Regions from separate parts of the Homo sapiens genome. Here region 2 is linked to region 1. A link is an interaction called in ENCODE POLR2A ChIA-PET data of the cell type or tissue named here. Cell type or tissue: CD4-positive, alpha-beta T cell. All regions are shown on one strand. Links, peaks and the distances in the headings refer to the core of each region. The heading gives the core; the rest is flanking DNA.

Region 1 (8,117 bases), core at 2,602-7,601:
CAATAAAACTATACCATAAAAAAAGGGTCTTTGCTATCCACAGGTCTACTGTAATGTTTGCTTTTTCTTTCTTTCTTTTTTTTGGTTTCACTTTGCTTCACATTGGGTGTGGTCTTTGGTCTAGTACATGAGCATAGGCTCTCATGTGTACCTGGGTTGCCAGGCATTCTCCTTGGTCTCAGAAGTTTCAACCATTTAAGATGGCACCCTGTCCACTTGCACCACTGAATGCAGACAGGTGTGCTGGGGACCATGTAGAGACCCACCTTAGTGCTTCTTACATGATGATCTTCTCCAGAGAGCAGATTCTGCTGGGGACTTTCTGTGGACAATCTCACTGAATCTTTATAAACTTTTTTTTTTTTTTTTTGAGATGCAGTCTTGCTTCTGTCGCCCAGGCTGGAGTGCACAGGCACCATCTTGGCTTACTGCAACCTCCCCCTCCTGGGTACAAGTGATTCTGCTGCCTTAGCCTCCCACGTAGCTGAGATTACAGGCACACACCACCATGCTGGGCTAATTTTTGTGTTTTTAGTAGAGACAGCGTTTTGCTGTGTTGGCCAGGCTAGTCTCGAACTCCTGACCTCAAGTGATCCACCTGCCTCAGCCTCCCAAACTGCTGGGATTACAGGCGTGAGCCACCATGCCTGGCCCAGCATGTCTTCTTTTTATTCCCACTTTACAGATGAAGACACAGAGGACTAGAGGAGGTGAAATGACTTGCCTGTACTTATAAAGCTGGTTAATAGTGGAGCCTAGATTAAGACTGTATCTGTCTGACTCGAGATTTAACTACTACACTACAATGAGCATTTCTGGTTTTGTTTTGTTTTAGTGGGGATGTGATTCACAGAGAAAAATAACATAAAAATCATACTTAGTTCCATGTTTCTGTGTCTCAAAGTACTTCAGACTACTTTAAAAGTCTAAAGCAGTGCAGTTCCCAACACAGTGGCATTGGGCCCTGTGAAAATAGTTGAATGTAGCACAGAATGTATTCTCTCCTGAAGCCCAAAAGTTTACATGTCATTTCCGTTTAAGTGGGGGCACCCCTGTTCTGACAGCTTGCTAGAGCACACTGTTTGCGTTTTGTGGTCATTTGCTAACCATCAAATAACAGAGGCAGTAATATTTTATCCTTGTTTATTTTCTCTTTATCTAGAAATAATTATTTGGTATTTCAAACATTCCCACCCTCCCCCTTAGATAGAAGGCAGAAGTGACATGATTATAAAAATGGAACTAAGTTAGATAATTTATGATCAGACTATTACAGGTACATCAGAAATGTACTCGAGTCTTTTTCATTTATAGGAAAATGCTGAAAATGTTCAATTGAAGTTTGGAACAAACATATATTATTTTGCAAATTATCATGAAATGTATAATAAAAACATATTATCTGTTTTTAGCTACAGCATAATTCTCAGTCATTTTTTACTCCATGAGTGCATTTTTATCATCCAGATATTTTTGACCTAATGAGGATCCTTTCAGTGTAGCAAATTTTTGCCTCAGCCAACACACAGAATTATTTTCTGGGCTATTGAGTTATAAGCAGCTGTATTTATTCATTCATTTATTCCTTCATGCACCAAATAAAGGGCCAATTCAATGCTAGGTCCTGTGGTAGACGCTGAAGTTATCATGGTGAATGGGACAAGGTCTTGGTCCTCAAGAAGCTCACAGCATAGTAGGGAAAACTTCAACCATGATAAGTGCTGTGAAGCACTTGCTAAGTGCAGGGTGCAGTGAGGGAGAGAAATGGGTCTTGCAAGAAGAGAAAACAGCATTCCAGGGCCCTAAGGTAGGAAAGCATTTGTAACCTTGCTTAGAGGAACTGAGGGCTAGAACTTAAGAGACCGAGAGAGGTGGCAGCAGGAGATGAAATTGATTATTTTGGTCTTTATTCCAAGGTTCATAAGAAGCAGGGGACTGGCTGTGCATGGAGAATTGATGGAAGGGAGCAAGAGTGGAGGCAGGGAATCTAGGAGGCTGTTGTACTATTCCAGAAGAGAGATGGTGACAGTTGGGACTAGGATAGAAATAGTAGAGATAGAAAGAAGTAGATTAAGGACTACTTAAGAGATAGGGTTGATGAGCATAGGCTGGAGGGATTGAACATGGGGGTGATGAGAGTGAAGTCAAGCCAGGTTTCTGACTTGAAAAACTGGGTAGATAAAGACACCATTCATTGGACTGGGAAACATTGAACACAGATCCCATTGTGTGGGGGGAAAAGTTAAGAGTTCGGTTGGAATGTACTGGGTTTGAGGAACTAGGCCCACCCTTTGGAGATGCAGGCAAATTCTAGGAGACAGTTGAGAACAAAAGGCATGGCATTAGTGGCTTGAAGATGCTGCTAAGTTAAAACCATGAGCCCAGGGAGATAACCAACAGTGAGCATGTAGGACTTACCCGGTAAAGATGAACACACCACTCTGGGTTTCTTACATGAAAAATTCCTCTGTTGGAGGTGACAAGAAATGGCTCCATTGACTTCAGTGGAAGACTGGGGGGCCAATACTTCCCCTCAGGTTTTCTCAGCTCCATTTCCTCTTGCCTAAGTGGAACCACCTAGACAGCTATTAATAAGCTATGCCACTGCTCCTTATTTAAGGACCCTCTCCAGCCTCACTTGGCTGTGATTAATAAAAAAAAGTTCTTTCAATCTCCTGCAACTTTTTCAGAAGAAGCTGGAAATAAAGACCTAGATTGCTTTTCACTGAATAGGCTAGCACATCATCGATCAAAGGCTGTCACAGACTTCCAGAAAGTGTGCTGCCACCAAGATATTTTATAATGTAAGTAGCTTGAGAACAAAGTTTATGAAAACATCACAAAGGTTGGGAAAATTCCCTCCAAATGCTTCCTCTTTCCCCAACCTGGCTGGGAGCTTTAGGTACTCAAACAACAACGATAATGTTAAGAGGTCTTTATTATTCAAAAAATAAATAACAAGATAATTACAAGTTCACTCTGGAAACAATGGAGACTGCAGGTAGATACAATAGATTTCCTTTAAATACAGTCATTTCGTAATGAGGAGTGGGCAGGCTCAGGGCTGCACTCCCTACTCCTCACCCTCATCTATAGTGGTAGAGATAGGGACAGGGTGGAAAGAAGAGAACTGACTAGCAACGGCCTGACTCTGTGTGTGTGTGTGTGTGTGTGTGTGTGTGTGTGTGTGTGTGTGTGTGTGTGTTAGAAAGGGGGATTGAGAAGAGAGACTGGGGGAGGGAAGAGACTGACAAAGGGAAACAGAGAGATTGAGAAAGAGAGATTGGAAGAAAGAGGTTGAGAGAGAGAGACTGAAAGAGAGAGATGGAGAGAGAGAGATTGAAAGAGAATGAATAACTGTCCGAGAGGGTGGCGGGGGGGGGGGGGGGGTTTCGGTTCTCCACTGTGTTAGACGTTCTAGAGCCTGGCCCCCTCCAACAAGGCCATAGGAACCCAGAGTCAACCATAACTGAATGTGAGCTGAGGCTCCCCATTTCCCTTCTGCATCTTCACTGATAAATCAAATGCATTATCCATGGAAAGACACTGCACGCAAAGAAACAAAACTGAACTTGGCAAGTTATCTGCTGTTTACTCAGAATTCAACCTGTGCATAATGGCCTTGTCTTTTCATAGGACTCTCTGGATGTCTGCATCAGTGGGGTTGCTGCTTCAGATATATAAGCTCTTATGGAGCAGGGCCCGTTTTGGTTTCATGTGACCTGTAATTCACTTATTACAGTTCTACATGCCTTGGAGTGTATAATAAATAGTTCTCCATAAGGAGGATCCTAGGGTTATAAATAGGCAGTTAACAGGGGGTGGGCTTAACCGCTGTGCTGTATTATGAAGACTCCCAGCGTCAGCTCCACCACAGCCTGCAAGGTGACACTGTTCAGAGTTTGAGTAAGCCAAAGGACGTGAAGCCAGTGCCATGGCTCACTTGGCTTGGATCAGTCACATTGACAAACACCGAAGCACCTGGTTGCAATTCAAATACTCCTCCCAAGTGAATGGATTGTTGCCCGCAAGGTTTGGCGGAACTGTGGGTATTTGCAGCTCTGAGTAAGATTCTCTCGAATCTACCGGGGGACTTTAGGCAGAGGCTGGCTATAAATGGAGCTTGACTCGAAGCTTCCCGATTGGAACAGAAGGTGACTTGGGCATAGATATAATAGAGTCCTTGTCTTTTAACGGTCAGCTGTTTCCCATTTTCCAGGGTTACCAAGTTGTTGCTCATGGTGTAGTATCCTTTTTCAGCCCACTGTAACACTGTTACAAAGAAAGGGAAAGTTTGTGGTGAGGTGAAGCAGAGCATGGTTCACATTCTGACAAAAAATATAGTTTAATGTTGGATATTGGCTTTGTATAGGGATGGATTCTCAAGGCCCCTTCCATGGGCTTCAGAGTCAGACAGAGCCATGTTCCAATCTAGGCTCTATTTAAGCTTGGGCAAGTCTCTAAATCTCCATGAGCTTCAGTTCCTCATCTGCAACACGGGGCTCATATTGGAGCATATTTCAGAGACTTGTGAAGATTAAATAAAGTAAGAGATCACAGTGAGTTTCTTTCTCTCGTTAGAGTTCTTATAGCCAATTTGCCTTGAACTTAAGAAGGCACAAATGATTTCAAAATTTGACATCATAAATTATACATACCAAATTACTCGGACCAAATTTTTGCTAATATTACCATGAATACCTTGCTTGCCTTGAATTTTACAAAGTCAGAGAGTTGTCAGTCTACCTAGCTCAGCCTCAGCACAGAGAAAAGACCCCATTTCTTCCTACCTGATCATGCTGTTGCAAACCTGATCTGCCTCCCCCAGCAAGGACTAAAATTAGGCAAGGAAGTATGAAAATAAACTGTGTGCTCATTTCACGGTATGTTTTGATCTCCCATTGTAGTGGGCGCCACCAACTTGAAAGTACCAGTATTCTTGTGGCTAAGCCAGAGTACCCACCAACAGTGTGCCATTTTCTCGGCTGAGATGTTGAGTGGGTTCAAAGTAGTGTGTGCACCCGACTTGAAATCTCAGCTCCCACAGAAAGCTAGACTGACTGATGGGGGTGAGGGTTGAGGAAAAGTGAAAGTACTGATGTGTTTGCTTCCTTGAGCTTTTTAAAAAATAATTCCTATTCGATAGTCTTAGGTCTATCAGGGCACAAGATCCCACCTGGTAAGACTCGCCCTTTACTAATAGGGAGGCATCCTGAAATGCCTGACAGATCCGGGCCCTCCAGACCACTCCAGAAACAATGCTTCATTAGAATGTTTGCCCTTTTGAACCATTTTATTGAGAAAAAAAGGGCAGGTTCTCAATCTTTTAGTTCAGTAAGTTTACTTTGGTACGTCCTTACCTAATTTTAGTACTTGCTGTGGGATGTAGGGCAAGATTTTAGCAGCATGGCTAGGTAGGAAGAAGAGGTTTGGGACTGGGGTGGGGGTGGAATGTTACTGTCTTCCCATCTGATCCCCTGGAAACCTATTGTGATGCAGACTGTAAGATATTGTAGGACTGATATCCATTACAAGCCTTTTGGGAGAATCTGAGCTCTATGAAATATATCCAAGATCAAGGGTTTAGATACAGGCAAAAAAAGACCAGTGGGAAGCTATTCTTCTAGGAGATTTCTCTGTTGTTGTCATCTGATCCAGAAGAGAGAAGGGGTACTTGACAAAATTATTAAATATTGTGTAACTAACTGGTATTAGTGAGGGGCTTTATGTCACCCTTTTGACATCTAAGCCATGGTGAAGTAAACTAAGTAGTGTCACCTTACGGTTGTACAGCACTCGACAGCATCACTTTCGGCCACATTAGCTGATTTGATGCTCAAAGCCACCCTGTAAAGTAGGTGAAGTAGAAAACTGCTGCATAGGTAAAGGGTCTTGCTCAAGGTCACCCAGCAAGCAGTGGTCATGGTCCTTGAATCCCAGTGTTCAAAAACTCCCTATTCAGTGCTCTTACTTTGGTACCATGATCCATGATAATGATAACTGTCCATGTGTTACGCCTACTGAGAAGCCCAAGCCACTTCAGAGATGAAGCAGTGTCTTTTTTCTCTCTCTGTCCATCTCTCTTTCTCTCCCTGTCACACACATACACATATGCACACACACATGCACTGCTTAGAACTCCATTCCGGAGCACTCTGTAGAATTTTTCAAAGACTCCTCTGACGCTCTTGCCTTTATGTTGATGGGAGACTTTATGTTAGCGTGCATGTTTCCATCCATTTATCAGATACGACATATTCTTTGGCACCAGTTATCGCAAGATGCACATTTGGGAAAAAATATCTAAAGGCTAGAATGGTGGCAGAACGTATATGGAAATAAAATCGTTCAGAGTTGAAAAGATCACAATATGTCGTCTGTTGTTACTTCATTGGAAAATGTAACGTCTTGGGACCTATTGATCTTTACAGAATGATTTTACCTTTACTTTCCCTGAGGTTGGCCTCAGTGAGGCTGAGCTTAATCATACAGGGATTGACAGATGGCAGGAAATACCCCATGAGGCCCATTTCCACACAGTGAAGATGGGTTAGGAGGAGGGATGCTCCCAGTCAGGAGGTCACTACATGCCATTTCTTCTATGTTGTCAGAACAATGGTCCCTCCACCCAGTAATTCATCATTTAGAATCAGCCATTGAGCAAGAACATAATGAGAACATCCAGATTGCATTCCACCTCCTTTTGTCCCTCTAAGTCCCATCTGTGCATTTGAACTCACTTTGAAGACAAAGAAGGGAATAGGAGAAGTGTAGGGGTAGGTTTGTAAATTGGGTCCCAGGGGAAAAGAGGAGTTTAACCATTAGGTAACATGACTTCGGCATCCCAGCCTTTCCCCTTGGGTGGCTACCGCTCAGATGCTGTGTGACTTACCAGATGTTGTTTTACTGCTGGCCTCACTTATGACATGTGCCGCAATTTGAGGATTCTGATCACCTGAAATGGAACCAAAAACTGTCAGGCTAAAATAATGCAAAAACTGCCCACAAAACTATCTGGTCCAGTTCTACAACTGTGTAATAGAGACTGTGCAAAAATAGATTATATAAAAGGAAAGATAAAATGGTCTGACATCTCTCCCACTGAAGGAAAAGTTGGTTTCTAATATCTGAGTAATTGAATTGGCTGTTTCCATCGGTCTCATTCTCCTAACAGTTGATCAATACTCGATTCCATTTTGCATAGATTGACACAGGCTAAAAACACTGGTCTTCATTAAACATACCGTGAATCTTGCTTTTAGGAACAACTCCATACACTGGGGATTTTAGTGGGCTCCAAAGTCTGCACACTTAGTAAGATTCTTATGGTTTCTGAATTGGTCAAGCAACTGGCTGAACTATTGTATCTGTCTTTAATTATTTCTTGTGTTAAAGCCCTGCTCCCTAATGAGATGTGTCAATCTTCTAAGGGCAGAGACTGTGTGGAAGTTTCTTTTTGTCCAGTTATGAGCCTGATATTGGGCACTTTGTAAGTGCCCTATAAATGTTGAGTTAAATTGCATGACCTAAATGACCAGTTTGGTTAATATTATCATTTCCCTGAAGACTTCTAGGCAGCATCTACATAAACTGTTTCCTCAGATTTCTCTGTAATTAACAGACAGCGTGGTACTATTACTCAACATATCTTGCAGTCATTCTGAAGATAAAACCTTCATGGAAGTCGGATGACCATTTAGTATCCAGAACAACAGTTAAGGCAAGGTCTGAGTACTCTCTTTGCCTCAGAAAATAGTATCTCTATCCCTGTATGTATGTATGTTTTTGTGTGTATTAAATTTGCAGAAGCCATAACATCATGTTCACCAACTTTGTGATATAAAATTCTCTCTAACAACACCCCGTCTTTCCCATAATCTGCTGCTGAAGTCACTTCACGCATTATTGTATTGGTTTGCGATGCCACATTCTAAAAGAACAGGAAAACGTTAGTGTGTCCAAGAAAAGGAGGTGAGTGGCAGAAGAAAGGTCCTGGAAAGGGTCATAGGAGAAACAGTGGAAGACATCAGGGATCTTTAGCCTGGAGAAGAAAAAGCTCAGTCAAGGCTTGGCCACCATGATTGCTGTCTTCCATATCTGGACAGCTGCTGGGTAGG
Region 2 (8,117 bases), core at 1,176-6,175, 72 kb after region 1:
TCCTCTCCAGCTTCTCAGATGGGAAGTAACTGTGGAAACACAGTAGACCTGTGAAAAGCACAGGGAATGCGATATGTAAAGACTGAAACACAAGTCAACAGTGGTATTAATTCTGCAGCAGTATAAAAATAAAGAATTGTTTACAAAGATGAATTAAAACTTAATAATGTCATGTTTAAATAATCAGCATTCCCACAACATTTTAGTCATCATAACCCTGACTAAGTTGTACATTTAATGGTGAAAATTCCTTTCTGGGGTGCATTCTGGATGTAGCGCTGTAAATGCACACATTTTAAATCTTATGCTAAACAGCAATTTTGTCAGGAATAAACAAGAAATAAACTCCTGGGTGAGTGAAAGGTCTGGGAACATCTGTTCAGGGAAAATAATTGAGCATATTGGTGGAAGGAGCCTGCGAGTATAAAATAGATCGGGAGGCTTTTTTTTCTACATTGTTTCTGAGTTTTAATTTATCAAATTTCATGCTGATTTTGTAACGTATTGCCTGATAAGGGAATTAGAAAGAAAAGCAAGGGTACCAGATAATGCTTCCTTCATCCCAGCTAAAGGTATGCTCCTGAGTTTTCTCAAATATCACTTCTCCAGTGAAGCCTCCTCTGGCCTTTCATCCAGCCCTATTAGGTTGGAGCTCCATGGGCTCTCACGACCCCTCACTCCTTTCCCTCAGAGTGCACATCGTGCTTATAATTAAATAACAAATAGGCTGGGCGTAGTGGCTCATGCCTGTAATCCCAGAACTTTGGGAGACTGAGGTGGGCGGATCATTTCAAGTCAGGAGTTTGAGACGAGCCTGGCCAACATGGTGAAACCCCATCTTTACTAAAAAACAAAACAAAACAGAAACAAAAATTAGTGTGGTGTGGTGGCACATGCCTGTAATTCCAGCTACTCAGGAGGCTGAGGCAAGAGGATTGCTTGAACCCCAGTGGCGGAGGTTGCAATGACCCAAGATTGCGCTACTGCACTTCAGACTGGGTAATAGAGCAAGACCCTGTCTCAGAAACAACAACAACAACACCCAAACTGTGTAATTGTTAGTTTAGTGCTTTTTTTCCTCCTAGATGGTACGCTCTGTGAGGACAGGGACTGTGTCCATCTTAGTCACTGCTTACCAGGGACTCCTAGCTCAGAACCCGGCACATAGTGAGTGTCAGTTAATATTTCTGAATTAATTTCATTTTCCCACCCATCCTTTATCTGAACTAGCTGAATGGGTTTCTATTTCTTGCAAACAAGAAAGTTAAGAAGAATTTGCCGGATGCAGTGGCTCATGCCTGTTATCCCAGCGCTTTGGGAGCCTGAGGTGGGAGGATTTCTTGAGCCTAGGAGTTTGAGACCAGCTTGGGCAACATGGAGAGAACTCTGTCTCTACAAAAAAATGACAAAATTAGCCAGGCATGGTGGTGTGTGTCCGTGGTCTCAGCTACTCAGGAGGCTGAGGTGGGAGGATTGCTTAAGCCCTGGAGGTCAAGGCTGCAGTGTGCTGTGATTCACCACTGCACTCCAACCTGGGCGACAGAGCAAGACCCTGTCCAAATAAATAAATAAATAAATAATAAATAAATTTATTTTTGTAACAAAAAGAAGGATGTAAAGGATTAAAGAAAACTCAGAGTCTCTGGGAAATCTTAGCACAGGTTTCTTTTCAAGAGTTTATTTGCCAAGGCATTCATCCTGTTTGTAACACTAAGGGCCTACGTTTCAGACTCTGAGTGCTTGCACAACTAGATCTGCTCCCTCTTCTCAGCCTCAGGGTAAAATGTTACACTACTTCTTTCCTCACCTCCATTCTAGTTTCATTTTTAGGTTGCTAATCTGACCTTTAGTTTTGTTTTTTTTTTTGTTTTTTTTTTTAATGAGGCACTAAATGCAAAGAGAAAGTAGGTATTTTCCCCAGATGTTATTTTACCAAAGTGAGACAACATCATTTCTTAGATTTTCTGTAGTTAGGGACTTGAGAGCAGTTCAAAGTCCCCATTCCTCATACACATACCAGAATATAATCTATCCTTATCTCACAGCCAATTTTTCTTGGAAAAGTTAATTTGTGGTGTTGAAAAGGGAATATTGTTTATGCTTTGTCCATGAAACTGAAGGGCTTAGCAAACACCAGACTTCTGAATATAGGATTTAATAATTATCTCCCCAAATGAGGTCTTTATTCCCATTTAGTTCAGAATTTAACAAATGCACTCAATTCCCTTCTCCCCCAACACCTGTAGTATTCAGGCAGAACTTCAAAGCCCTCAGCCAGGGCTATTATAAGCAAAGCCCCGTGATAGGTGGGAGGCTGCACTAGAAACTAAGATCCCCACTCACAAGGCAATATTTCAAGGATTGCACAATCTCAAGAGTGAAGCATTTCTTGAGAATACATTTTTAAAACATTGATTACTCTTCTATGCTGATTGTATTGGCAATATATTTTAATATATAAGAAGACATTACTTTTCTACCTCCATTCCAGGAACGGTGGCTACTCCTAGTTCTCTTTTGATCTCCGTGGTAAGATGCCACATCACCTCCTCCAGGAAGCCTTACTCTACCCCCACCAGCCCTGTGCCCTCCTCTGTGCCCCTACAGCAGTCCCAGTAGACCCCACAGAGCACTTGACCCTTCACTCCCTTTCTCCTGTTTCCTTTTAACTGAGAGCCCCTGAGAGCAAAACCCACATCTTTTTCATTCGATCAATTCTGCCCTATCTTGCCTCTGGGCCTTCACTCCTAATTATCTTTCAGAGCTTTGCTTCAAGCACCTGCCTCCTGTGTGAAGCCTTTCACAACACTTTCCCATGTTCTCCTACCATGGGCTATAATCCCACAGCCATGGGGCCCACTGGATTTACTGTAATCTATTTGCTAGAATGTCTCCAGGTGTGCTAATAAATGTTTAATAACTGATTTTATGAAAGGAAAAAAGAAAACATTCCAAGTTTATAGTGATTGCCAATTTCCACTGTGTAAATATTCCCACCATGACCAATTTCAAGCTACCGACGTGAGGCTACACATTGATTTGGGTAGAAATGCCCAGTAGTACAGCATTATACAGCATTTCCATCAGACTGCTACAATAGCTATAGATCACCTCAAGAGCATATATAATAAGCAATGGCAGTAAAATAATTAGGAAGTGATACATTTTGAGTGTTTCTTACCTTTGTTTGAAATGTATTTTAATTGCAGGCTTATAGAATTTTATTTTTAATAAGTTTGTGTTTAACGACTGACTGGCAAAAATTTCTAAACATCTATCAACTCTCATGAATCAGTAGCAATGGGCTCCAGTGCATCACTGTTTGTATCTCTGACTAGACTGTGAACTTGAGAACTGGGACTGGGACTGTGCTGCTCATGGCACCTCCAACACCTAACACAGAGGAGGCACTGTGTAATGTTCATTGGCGGCAGCCAGGCATATCCATCCTTTTGTCCTCACTTTAAAAGGAGTTAAGAGAAAGTTCAGTGTGCTGTTTAACCACAAAGGCCACTTGGCAAATGCTCTAGAGGAAGCCATACCAACCTCAGCTAAGAACGAGGTCAGATCTCCGTCATACATAGTACTTTATTGCCAACTTCCTACATGTTAAGCTAGTGTGCCACTCCCTACTGAGAAACAAACAAGGCTCTGCTAAGTGTTTTATCCTTTCCTTGAGGGGTTAGCACCAGCTTACTTCCTAAAGAAGCAAGCCAAGATAGCACAGGTCTGATATTAATGCCAAATTCACACAAAATCCCATGTGGCAAAAGAGAATTCTTGCCTTTCTAAGCCTCAGACACTGACCCAATTATTTTAAGATCCATTGGCATTCACTGAATTCCAGCACAACAGGAGAATTTAACATTTCTCTGCGGTTTCTTAAAATGGTTTTGACTACCCTAGAGCACCAGGCCAGCCACCAGCAGGATAGAATGACAGGAATAGTCACAGTGTGTTAGAGGTCAAATCCCTAAGCCTACCTCTTAACTACTGGTGGAACTCTCTAGAAATGAACTTTTCATAATCATAGCAATGGTTAATATGCCACGAGTGCTATCTACCTCTGTGCCAAGCACCGTGTTAGACCATCCTCATAGACTAATTAATGAGGCCTCACATAAAGTCCTCAAGCAGTGGCACCCTCATTTAAATTGTCAGTTTGCTGGGGCTGTTGCCAATCCAGTAAGGCCGGACTGTAGCTGGGATAAAAAGGTTTCACTTCATTAAGCACCAAAATAATGCCATGGCTCTCTAAGAAATCATACTTGTGGGGAAAAGTCTCCTCTCAGTGACCATTTTTCCTTTTTGCCAATATGATGCCATACAAACTGGCAGATGTGGCTTCCTCAATGGGCATGACGAAGTCACCTTGAATTGCTCCATTGAGAAGCATGGCAAAAAGTGATTCCATGGGCTCAGCTTTGCCCTTGTCTGACATCCGTTCAGAGAGTTAAAATTCGTTGGCTTTTCAGGGCAGTGGGTGACATTACCCATGGTCCTCTACAGATCTTCAATAAGTTGACATTTCAAATCATTTGAATAAATCAAAGTGACAGAGGCACCTTAAGTTGCTGAGTTGGGGAGATGATTATAGAGAGCGAAAGACACATTTTCATTTTATTGCTGATGAGCAAAATAAGTAAAATTTGAAAAGGAAGTGGGATGCCTTGTGGGAGGAACCTTCTCAGGAAGAGGACTGCAAGTGGTACCTCTGTCTTGCCAGTGATAAACTGGTGCAGAAACGTTTCCAAACTATTCATCATGTGCACCCTAAAAACCCGATATGTAGAATCTGCACTATCCCTGAAAACAAGAGAGTCCCTGATTTGGTAAATCTTAACCCTGGAATACAAGCTTTCAGTATCACTTGGAGAAGTGAATCCAGTTTCCCTTAAGTGAAACTTGAGCCTTGGTCCCTCATAGCTATTGACCCTTATCTTCTGCAAAAGACCACTGGTGAAAACACAAGCTTAGTTGCTCTTCTATTTGTGTACAGAAATAGCCTAACTCTGCTTTCAAGCTGCTTTGTTCAAAATGTGCTAAGGATTTGTTGAGTGAATAAAAAAAGCAAGCAAGCAAGCAAACAAACAAAACTTTATTTTTTTTTCTTATTTCTCTAGAAAACTGGTAAACAAACAAACAAAACTTTAAATCAGACTGCAATTTAGGTCAAAAGTTAGAAAATATATTTGCAGTGCCTAATTCAGGAAGGAAGATCTTTTTCATGCTAATCTACTGCTAATTATAAAATAGGTGATAGCAAGCATTGTGAAGAGCTAAAAAGGAGGGGGTGGGGGCAGTGCTACTTCATAATTTAGTCACCCTTGATTGGAAAGTGGGCGTTTTAAGATTTGACACCAAACCCCAGCGAGTTACTCTGTAGCATGAGTTTCTCTCACTTCGGACTTTCAGTTTGGACACAGAAAGAACAGGGCAAAAAGTAAAGCCAGAAGGGATGATTTTTAAATGGCAAACTGCAAATAAGGATAGGTTTCAGGCTCCGTTGCAAATAGAGGTGGAATAATGAGAATAAGCTCTGTAAGGCCTGAAGGGAAGGAAACACATGGAGGTGGTCAGCTCCGTGCCCAACAAAATGCCCTTGAAGAAGCCTTTATGATCCTGGGTATAAGAAGAAGGTGGGGGGGAGCACTAAACCATTCTAAGACGAAGTTGTAACATTGACAATGTTGACTCCCTAGAACCAAGTCAGGGGAAGTATGTTTGGAGTCTAAGAAGCACAGTCATGTGTTGCATAATGATGAGGGTACATTCTGAAAAATGTGTCATTAGGTGATTTTGTTGTGTGAACAGCACAGAGTGCACTTACACAAACATAGGTGGTATAGCCTACTACACACCCAGGCTATATGGTGTGGCCTATTGCTCCTAGGCTACGAACCTGAACAGCATGTTGCTATGTTGAATACTGTAGGCAATGGGAACACAATGGTAAGTATTTATGTATCGAACATATCTAAATATAGAAAAGGCACAGTAAAAATACAGTATAAAAGATTTAAAAAATTATACACCTGTATAAGGCGCTTACCACGAATGGAGCTTGCAATAGTAGAAGTTGCTCTGGTTGAGTCAGTGAGTGGGTGGTGAGTAAATGTGAAGGTCTAGGACATCACTCCATGCTACTGTAGACTTTACAAACACTGTACACTTAGGCTACACTACATTTATAAAAAATATTTTTTCTTGGCTGGACATGGTGGCTCACTCCTGTAATCCCAACACTTTGGGAGGCTGAGGTGGATGGATCGCTTAAGTTCAGGAGTTTCAGACCAGCTTGGGCAACATGGCAATACATCATCTCTACAAAAAATTTAAAAATTAGCTGTGTGTGGAGGCACACACCTGTAGTCCCAGCAACTTGAGAGGCTGAGGTGGGAGGACCACTTGAGACCAGGAGTTCAAGGCTACAATGAGCCATGATTGCATCATTGCACTCCAGTTTGGGTGACAGAGCAAGACTCCATCTCAAAAAATACATAATTTTTTTCTTTCTTCAATAACTAATTAACCTTAGCTTACTATAATTTTTTCACTTTATAAACCTTAAATTTTTTTACCTGTTTTACTGTTTTGTAATAACACTTAAACACAAATTGTACAGCTGTACAAAAATATTTTCATCATGTATATCCTTATTCTCTAAGCTTATCTACTTTAAAACTTTTACTTTTTATTATTTTTACTTATTTTTAGTTTTTTTTAATGGAACGCATCACAATTTGTGTGTCATTCTTGCACAGGAGCCATGTTACTATTCTCTGTATCACTCCAGTTTTAGTACATGGGCTGCCAAAGCAAGCGCAGTTTTGAGACTTTTTTGTTAGACTCTAAGACCAAACACACACATTAGCCTAGGCCTACACAGGGTCAGGATCATCAGTATCATGGTCTTCCATCTCCACATCTTGTTCCCCTCTGGAAGGTCTTTAGGGACAGTAACATTCACGAAGCTGTCATCTCCTACGCTAACAATTTTTTCTTCTGGAATACTTCCTGAAGGACCTGCCTGAGCTTGTTTTACACTTAACTGTTTTTTTTAATAAGTAGAAGGAGTCCGCTTGAAAATAATGATAAAAGGTATGGTATAGTAAATATCTAAACCAGTAACATAGTTGTTTATTGTCATTATCAAGTATATGTTCTATACATAGTTGTATTGCTAGTCTTTTATATGACTGGCAGAGCAATAGCTTGTTAACACTAGTGTCACAAACATGAGTAATGCATTGCATTGCATTATGGTGTTAGGGCTGCAACGTTACTATGACTACAATGCCACTAGGCAATAGGAAATTTTTAATTCCATTGTAATCTTATAGGACCACCACTGTACATGTGGTCCTGTGATTGAGCAAAACATCGTTATGGGGCACATGACTGTAGCTTTTGGGCAAGTGGGTCTCAATCCTGCCTGCATATTAGAATCACCTGGAGAGCTTATAAAACTTTTGCTGTCTGGGCTGCCGTCTGAACTAATTAAATCAGAATATTTGGGTGTGAGACCCCAAATTGGTATTTTTATTTATTTACTTTCAAAATTAGGTAATTCGATTGATTGATTTACCTACTTATAGCTGTCAGTATTTTCGAAACATTCGAAACACACAGTATTTCAATGTGCAGTCAAGGTTGAGAACCATGAATTAAACAGCAACAAAGCAGAGTTGTAAAAAGGACTCTAATGTGTGTTTAGTTTTGTGTTTCCTCAAATGGTGCTTTCTCTTACAGCTGGCATGCAATATGGGCAATTAGTGTTAGTGTTCATCTTAGTCCATTTGGACTGCTATAACAGAATTCTATAGACTGGGTGGCTTATAAACAACAGAAATTTATTTCTTCCAGTTTTGAAGCCTAGGAAGCTCAAGATCAATATGCCAACAGATTCAGTGTCTAGTGAGGGCCCACTTTCCAGTTCATACATGGTGGTGTTCTCTGTGTTCTCACATGACAGAAGAGTCAAATGAGCTCTCTGGGGCCTCTTTTATAAGAGCACTAATTCCATTTATGAGGCCTTCACCTTCATGACCTATTCACCTCCCAAATGCCCCACATCCTAAATACCATCACATTGGAGATTACGTTTTAACATGTGA

The links. Peaks named below come from ENCODE experiments on the same cell type or tissue, not always from the same donor. Only the 100,000 strongest peaks of a DNase experiment are listed, where the experiment ranks them.
Region 2: POLR2A ChIA-PET joins it to region 1 with 6 read pairs; 6 of 35 experiments call an interaction of 5 or more read pairs at or near these places.

The regions. Positions count from the first base shown.
Region 1 is chrX:136,655,194-136,663,310 of GRCh38, reverse strand. CD40LG (CD40 ligand) reads right to left here. Exons shown (of 5, transcript NM_000074.3): 4 at 6,893-6,955; 5 at 2,921-4,272. The coding sequence ends at 3,896. Among named protein-coding and RNA genes, the nearest start is that of CD40LG, 11 kb to the right of the region's middle. RefSeq lists a silencer at 4,955-5,004. In CD4-positive, alpha-beta T cell, for the core only: no CTCF peak of the experiment used is centred there; DNase peaks (open chromatin) are centred at 3,990 and 4,980; H3K4me3 peaks cover 4,615 bases; H3K27ac peaks cover 4,183 bases.
Region 2 is chrX:136,581,949-136,590,065 of GRCh38, reverse strand. It overlaps the pseudogene RNU6-320P. Among named protein-coding and RNA genes, the nearest start is that of MIR934, 35 kb to the right of the region's middle. RefSeq lists enhancers at 1,872-1,931, 3,374-3,443, 3,534-3,663. In CD4-positive, alpha-beta T cell, for the core only: no CTCF peak of the experiment used is centred there; DNase peaks (open chromatin) are centred at 1,835 and 3,525; H3K27ac peaks cover 4,450 bases.